Linked DNA regions of Homo sapiens: region 2 is linked to region 1. A link is a contact called in ENCODE Hi-C or POLR2A ChIA-PET data. All regions are on one chromosome and are shown on one strand. The core of a region is the stretch at or near the end of the contact, and the rest is flanking DNA. Distances in the headings are between cores, read along the strand shown. Region 1 holds the start of EPS8 (EGFR pathway substrate 8, signaling adaptor). Region 2 overlaps LOC102724146 (a long non-coding RNA gene).

Region 1 (4,185 bases), core at 520-3,019:
AGAATAGTAGAATTAAAAGCAAATTATATTTTCCTTCTTTTTTTTCTGCTATAAAGTGAATGACTTGTGGTGCAATCTTACAAAGTCTCAATCTGTGTATTCTGCAATAAAGGCATTATATTATCACTATTGCATTTGTGATACATTCTACCTTACCCTTTATGTGACAATTCTATACTGTTTTAACTGTCAAATTGTAAGTAAAAGTGTGAATTCGTGACCAAAAATTTTCCACACCAGCAACTTAAGAACTACAGCAATATGTTTAGAAAACTGCGATCCCAAACAAAAAATCTATACTAGGTGAGACAGGATGACATTGACTTTAATTCCAATAGACTCACTACCACATGACGTCCATTACTAGTGCTCACTTTCCAGAACCCAAGGAGCTGTGGAAGAATGGAGTCCTTTCAATGAAAATAAACTAGAGGCAATACACAACACAGTTACTTTGAGGGGCTTTTTCAATATAAAGAAGATTGCCCGGAATCCTAACTCTCCTATTTCCCAAAAATGACAAAGCCAAAAAGTCACACTCTTCACACATCTGAAATCAAGTTTTACCTGAACTCATCCTAACATATTAGCTCTTTTACCTATTCCCCTTACTATCTAAGGCAAGAAACCTTGAAAAGAGAAGCAGTAACACATTTCACTGAAACATATTTTGTAAAGGAGGATTCTAATTCCTAATCCTTCACCGCTCTAGATGTCTGCGGATTTCAAATCCTAACCACGGCGTCCTGCCCCCCGCGAGATTCCAACAGTACTACGGGCCCTATGGGAGGAGGAGGATTTGAGAAACACTGCCGGAGAACGGTCGGTGCAAAGATTTTGCAAACAGGTAGTCCTAGGAAGGAAAGTAAGAGTGAGAACATCGGAGAGGGCAGGGAGTACATGGGTGGGGAAACCCCTTTCAAATGCATGAACTGACCACAACCGGAGAAAGGCCGTCTGTCTTCCCAAAAGTAAAATGGTGAGTAAAGTGGAGCAAGCTAAGAAAGTCAACAGCCATTAGGCATTGACAACGATTCCGAAACAATTAGCTATGTTAATTCGAGGGGGTAAACGGGGGTGGGACCCTGCCCTAAAGGGTCATTTTGAAAAGAACCCCTCCCCATTTGAGGCGGGTTGGCAGAGCAGCGCACAAATCCCAAGTCTAACGTAATAAGCCGAGATCGGGATACTCGGTCTGCAGTCGCCCCACGGACCAGATGAGCGCAGGTGTATCTGCGGAAGCTCAGGTTACCATGAATATCACTGGGCCACGGCGAACCCTCCCTGCCCAGCCTCCCGGAGCCCTGGGCGCGGGTCTGCACGGGCCCCACAGCTTGCCCGGACCCGGCGAGCGGACGCCTCCGGCCGCAGCGCCCTACCGCACCTGGCTGCCAACACCAGTTGAAAGCAGTCAAAGTGAAGGGAGGCGGACGCGGCTCCTGGCACCGCTCCGATTCCAGCACACAAAGGCGGATTTTTAAAATCGAGAAAGTCAAAGCCGCCGGACCCCGGGACCGGCGCCTTTCGCCAAGGGGCTCTTACCTCGGATCCGCCCTCGGGGCCACGGCTTTCCCCGGAGACGCCGCGAGCCCAGACGAGGTGGGAGGGGACCGGGAGAAAGCCCCCCAATCTGATTCGCGCCCAGCCAGTCGTCCGCGAGCCGCGGAGCCGCCTTCTGCACCCAGCTAAAGAGCAGCGATCTCCGAGGCGAGCACAGCGCCGGCCTCGCGCCGGGCGAGACCGCCTCGCTAGCTGCTGCCTGTGAAGTCTGGAGCCGCCCGCCCGCTCGCAGCCAGTGCCAACCGCGCGCCGCGCATGCCCAGTGCCCGCGCGAGGAACGAGCGAGCGGGCGGGCGGGCGAGTGCGCGCCCCGCAGCCAGGAGCGAAATCCGCTATCCGGGTCTTGCCGGCAGCCGAGCCGCAGAGTTCTGGTCGACTCCAGCGCTTGAGGCGAAGTGGCCGGTGAGGCCGGGTGGGCGGGAGAGGGACCGGAGGAAAGGAGACGGGGCGCTGCGCCAAGTTATCAAGGCCGCGATCAAAGTCGGACCAAGGCAGCGAGTCGACAGCAGGTTTCCAGAAGTGCCCTAACAGGACTGACTAGCAGCCAGGAGGCGCAGGAAGGGGCAAAGAGCGTGTGGAGAGCTTCGCCCCCGGCGAGGATGGACGCCCCGGGCGGAGGGAGCGCTCGGGTTGCAACACCCAGTCTGGCTGCACAGCTCGTAACCCCTGCCCTTTGGCGGCAAACAAGACGCATCTAATGACCAGCCAGCCTTCGTCTTCCTCCTCTGATCATCGGACCTATTTTCCCCCTTTTGTCGCTCTCCTCTTTTTTTGTCTCTCCAACCCATGCGGTAAACTGGTGGTGCCCAAGGCCCTCCATCGGGTCCCTGAGAGTCTCCCAACTGCCGGTCCTTAGCGCCAGCCTGCAAGCCCAGACCCGCCTCGCCAGGCTGCCTGTGAGCCTATTTTTCATGTAGCTCTTGCCAAAAGCCCTGATGTGGTTTGAAGTAGTGGAGGCTTCTTTCACTTTGTGCCTCTCGTACCTTAACCAACCCTCATAACCTCCTCTCTGAGTAGCTCATGGAGCCTCTAAAAGAGAAGTCCATGTTCTCATAGACATTGTGTTTTCTCACTCTTAAAACTCCTCATTGTCATAGCTACTCCCCCAATCCCCCCATGCTGTCCTAACTTCGAAGTCAGTTGACTTCCAGAAGTCCACGAAAGCCTATAAATTAAACTTGGTTAAAAGAGATTGGACTTGCTTGCTTTGTGAAGCAAATAAAAGCACAGTCAGGGAGAAACGACGTAACATGCCAAGGTGGACATTCAAACCATTCTAAAAGTTGGAATCGATATAACGGCTAAGTCCAGTCCCCTATTTTAAGTGGGAATACTCTCTCCAATATTTCCACCAGACCACTATCCACTTGAACATTTCCAATGTTGTAAATTTCTATTTTTATCATTACATATAACCATGATTATTTGTTGAATATTTACCTATGCCAGGAACTGAGCAACTTACACACATTATTCCTAGTCCTTAAAATGAGATGGGCCTTATTATACCTATTAAACACATTAGGAAAATGAAACCCAGAAGTTTCCTTCTTTTTGCCAAAGCCAATGCTGACGCCAGAATTAACAACCAGGTCTGCTTAACACTATAGCCTGTATCATTTATGAACATCAAATCAACTTCCCTGATACTACTGGTCTTGGTTCTGCCCCTAGGAACAACACAATATGAATCTCATTCTTTATAGACACTGCAAGCCTTGAAATAGTAGGGGCAACTATTAAGTAACCAACAGATCTAATACATTTCTTCAAAAATTCTCTTTTAAGTGTTTTTCAAATAGCAGTGAGCTGCCATAATCACACTATTCACCTTGCTTTGAATGTGTTTTGATTTTCATTCTCCTCTCTAAATTGTGCACTGAGAATACAATATTCAAATACAGTGGGCCAAGAACTGAGTTCCAGTTCTCCAGCTGCTGATCAGCCACCCCTTTGATGCAAGCACACACTACCTAGATTCAAACAGAACACCCAAGTCTATTTCACATCAACTAAATTAAACCGTATCTTCCACCTTTCATAGTCTATACTTCTATGTATTTAAATCTTGATTTTTGTTTTATTCTTATTAAATTTTATCGTGTTTGTTTTAGGACACAATTTCAGATAAATACTAGTGATCACTTTTAACATTTGTAAATTTAATAAGTATGCCTTGTTTGGCTCCATTTACGTCTAGTAAGAAACAGTAACACAGAACGGGCTTTAAAAAGGCCTGTGATATTATAAAATATATATTTGGTCTTCATCCCATTTCCAGACATATAGCTCCTAAAATCCTTGAAATCTCCAAAGTGATGAACATCTTTTTGTATTTGAATGAATTGGCTGATGGCTGGGGGCTCCAGCATAGCTTCAGGATGGGGACTGGTCATAGGAAGGACCAAGGCATGATTAGTGTGTTGGAACCTTCAGCCCCACCCTCTAACTTCCGGGGCTGGTTAAGCTGATCACCAATGGCCCATGACTTGATCAATCATGCCTACGCAATAAAGCCTCCACAAAAAAAAAAAAAAAAAGAATGGGTTACATGCACTTCCAGAGAGGGGAACATGAATAACTAAACGGAGATTCCTGGATGGCGGTGCTCCCAGAGAGGGCATA
Region 2 (4,185 bases), core at 1,140-3,639, 41 kb after region 1:
GGCAAGAAAACAGATCTCCTACAGCCCCCGGCAGGAAGGCAGCCCCATTGAAACCTTGATTTTAGCCCAGTGGAACCAATTTCAGGCCTCTGACCTTTCAGGATGGTAAGATAATAAACTTATGCTGCTCTAACCCATCTAGTTTGTGGTAATTTAGGAGAGCAGCAATAGGAAACGAATACACAATTCAATTACTAATCATATCTTCATTGATTCTTTTTTTGTTTGTTTGTTTTTTTGAGACAGGGTCTTGCTCTATCACCCAGGCTGGAGTGCAGTGGTGCCATCTTGGCTCACTGTAGCCTTGACCTCCTGGATTCAAGCAATCCTCCCACCTCAGCCTCCCGAGTAGCTGGGACCACAGGCACCAGCCACCACACCCACCTAAATTTTTTGGATTTTTTAGTAGAGACAGGGTTTCTCCATGTTGCCCGGGCTGGTCTTGAACTCCTGAGCTCAAGCCACCTACCCATTTCAGCCTCCCAAAGTGCTGGGATTACAGGCGTAAGCCATCATGCCTGGCCAATTGATTCTTATGTTCTACTTCCTCTCAAATGGCTTTACAATCTGGATAAAATGGCAGGCCCCACTTCTGCCTTCATTTGTTAGCTCCTGGATGTTGCCATAGATTCCTAACAATGATATAGGGCAGTGGTTTCCAACCTTTTTGGCACCAGGGATGGGTTTCATTGAAGACAATTTTTTTTACAGACCCAGGGGGTGGGGGATAGTTTTGCAATGATTTAAGCACATTACATTTATTGTGTGCTTTATTTATATTATTAATACATTGTAATATATAATGACATAATTATACAACTCACCATAAGGCACAATCAGTTGGAGCCCTGGACTTGTTTTCCTGCAACTAGACAGTCCCATTTGGGGGTGATGGGAGACAGTGACAGATCATCAGGCATTCGATTCTCATAAGAAGCTTGCATCCTAGATCCTAGATCCCTCCCATGCAGAATTCACAATAGAATTCGCACTCCAATGGGAATCTAATGCTAGGGCTCATCTGACAGGAGGTGGAGCTCAGGTGGTAATGGGAGGTATGGGGAGCAGCTGTAAAAACAAATGAAGCTTCACTCACTCACTCACTGCTCACCTCCTGCTGTGTGGCCCAGTTCCTACCAGACCACAGACCGGTACCAATCTGTGGCCTAGGGCTTGGGGACCCCTGATATAGGGGATCTTGTCCTAAACTGTGAGTCAGGTCTAGTCTATTTCTGCTGTTAATTAGCTTATGACCTTAGGCAACCTCTCTGCTAAATTTCCTTGCTCTCCACCCCAATACACACACACACACACACACACACGTGTGCACACACACACAAACACACATACACACCAGACACCAGAAATTGAGTAAGTTGACTAAGATGATTATTACATTTCTTTCTAGTTCTTGTTAGTACCATTTTGCAGTCTGTTTCTTGCTTCCTCACATCTTCTATACATCAATCCAGAATTATTCTTAAAACCTGTTTGGTATAAATTAAATTCTTATGTAGAAGCATGCATTGACTTTTCACTGCTTAGGGATTAAATAAGGCCCTATTAGAGACCTTTAACCACCTGCCCACTGCCCCATCTCTCTGCCACAGTTTTTCTTTTCCAGAGTTCACTACTCACTGCAGCAAAACAGGTCTCATTCATTCCTGAGACATGATCTGTTCAGGCTCTTCCTCCTTCCTGAAATACCCATCGCATTTATATCTAGTTATCAGAGTCCTGCTCTTTCTGTAAAAGGCCCAGCAACTACCACTCCCCTGGGACTGTTCCTCCCCCACAATTGCTGCCTACACTGTGTTTCTCAAACCAAATTATCATGAGAACTTATAAATGATCTAAGTTTTCCAACTCAACACTGAAGATTGAGGATTGTAGAGAGACGATAGAAGAGGGATAAAAGAAAAGAGAAACTAGTTCAAAAGAGTAAGGCTTTGCCTTTCAAGTCTCCGGAAGGAGTGGGGGAACAAATGTGTTTGGAACTGATCTAATATGACTTGCATTATTATTTCTTTGCCAGTATGTCTTGTCTCCCAAGGTATAACTCCTTAGTGACAGAGTCATTTCTAATATTTCTTTTTATCCTTGTCATTTTTTAAAAAAAGATGTCTTACCAACAAAAACTACTTACTTGTTTGCTCAGTGTTGTAATACAAAAATGATAATGACATTAATACACCAAATCCAGTTTTAGCTTCCACAATTCATGAGGATAAAAAATACATAATGAGCTCATCAACCAAGTATTTGTTAAATTCCTGCTTGTGTATAGTACATGTTAGCAAAATAATCCCCAGTACTGGACGGTGTGGACTCTCAATCCCCCTCATTCCTTGGCCTCTGAATCCCACGTTTTCAGCATGACTTTTTGGTAGGTGCCAAATATAACTCATAGTTCTCTAACCCCTCTTGAATTTCTCTGGTTTCTAGGAGGGAGTTCTCCTACCAGTGGTCCAAAGCCTACTTCATTGCAAGCTGTGTAGTCACAGCCATATTGCCAGGGCAGTCAGCTTCATCCAGTGGAGCAACATGGAGGCCTCGAATGAATACAAGATGTGGCTCATTGTCCAAAAACAAGGGCAATTTCTTAAGAAACTGGGCATCTTTATGAGAAATTTTTAGATTTCCTCAATTTAGTTAACCCATAATAGTACTTAGTCAGATTCTTTGCTTGAAACTTTCTGTCCAAACCATCTATTCAGCCAATATTTGCAGGTCTGACTAGAGCATTATCTTCATGGGGGCTCTCTCCAACTTTGCCATTTTATTCTAAAACCAGAAGGACTTCTGTATGATCGATTTACACTGCTATACTCCATGATGCTAATAGCTGAGTGGTCATGACGAAGGTGAGCTCTTGGCTCAAGTCTGGGGTGATAAGTTTAATCCAATGTGAACCTGAGTACTTGGTCTGAAATCCCAGACACTGTGTCAGCACATATCCGTCCTTGAGAATCTAACACAATACTATTTAAAAATTGTTTCATATAGCTAAGTATTTCACTTTTTCCTATTTGTTCTCTTTCTAGTCAGCTCTCTTCCAGGTTTTTTGTTTCTTTTGTTTCCCACACTTAAGTTCATTTCTACACACATATTGTACCAACTGTCAGTAGCATACAAATGCCTCCTTCTTTGGCTTGTCAGTGACATAAATTTTCTCTAATATAACCTGACAAGGGCGTTGTAGTAGAAATGTCATTTATTTCTCTCATTTAGTCATAGATTTTAAGTCTCTTTCAAAGACTCTGTATCTTTCTCATAGAAATTCCTTTGCCTATACAATATTTTTCTTTCCCACACAGAACATATATTTATATGTGACATAATGAAGCTGGCAAGGAAATGACTGTTTCAGCTTTTTAAAACCACAATAGTAGCTTGGAGCTAATATACAATGGGCTAGTTAGTTCCATCATACATACATACAGGTACATGTATTACACTACCATCTTTAAACCATGAATCATATACATTCTCATTCATATACACAGCCATGCATATAAATTAACTGTTGCTGCACAGCCACAATCTCTCACATTTCCATTTTCTTCCAATCTTTCTCCGTCTCTTCTACTTCTTAACTATGTTCATCATAACCAGGACTATGACATACTGGGTAAACTGGCTATCATGCCCAATATATCTGGAAAAACATTTAGACACACTGCTTTGCAGAATGAACACAGCTGGAATCCAGAGAACGGTGCAAATTTTTTTAAAAAAATTTCTATATTATATCATCTTACTTGAGGCTATAGAATAAGCCTTACATGGTCACCTTCAAGTCTTCTCTCTTCTAAGAATCCTCAATTCTTTTATTTTCTATCTTTCAGCAGTTGGTGCTAAAAATGGTGGGTTGCCACCACCCCATAACATGCTAGCTCTCTCTTGGGAGAGCACAGGTGAATTGAGGGCTCTTTACAATCCTTCACGGACATAGGCTTGGGCAGCTCAGAATCTTCAGAGTCAAGCAACTGTAAGACAAACGAACCTTTTTCTTTCTAATATTGGTCACCACTCATAGCAAAATTTCAATGCACGATCATGCTTTAAAGAACTAGACCTGATGATAGCAAGAAATTCTTTTCCCTTACACCTTAACTATTGCATTCACCCTCCTTTCCACTCCCTGCCCCACCCTCCTGGGACTATTGACTGGTGTTAATAATC

What was found. A loop is a pair of places that touch in the nucleus more often than their neighbours do. ChIA-PET counts read pairs that join two places held with the same protein, here RNA polymerase II (POLR2A). Pooled maps may share reads with other maps.
Region 2: a map of mammary epithelial cell shows a loop between it and region 1 (2.0-fold over the local background). The contact joins the enhancer-like site here to the promoter of EPS8 in region 1. A Hi-C loop is called at or near these places in 18 of 168 maps with a recorded cell type or tissue (Calu3, HepG2, PC-9 and 10 more) and 11 of 50 pooled maps. POLR2A ChIA-PET finds 5 or more read pairs at or near these places in 15 of 52 experiments (A549, AG04449, AG04450 and 12 more).

Annotation. Positions count from the first base shown.
Region 1 is chr12:15,787,619-15,791,803 of GRCh38, forward strand. EPS8 (EGFR pathway substrate 8, signaling adaptor) reads right to left here and starts at 1,770. Exons shown (of 21, transcript NM_004447.6): 1 at 1,543-1,770. RefSeq lists silencers at 838-917, 1,248-1,367, 1,628-1,977.
Region 2 is chr12:15,828,381-15,832,565 of GRCh38, forward strand. The region is part of intron 4 of LOC102724146 (a long non-coding RNA gene); the gene reads right to left. Among named protein-coding and RNA genes, the nearest start is that of EPS8, 41 kb to the left of the region's middle. Within about 2 kb of position 2,390, at least 2 of the 41 ENCODE cell types and tissues checked have a DNase peak (open chromatin) inside an H3K27ac peak, as active enhancers do; they include ascending aorta, where a contact is called at or near this core.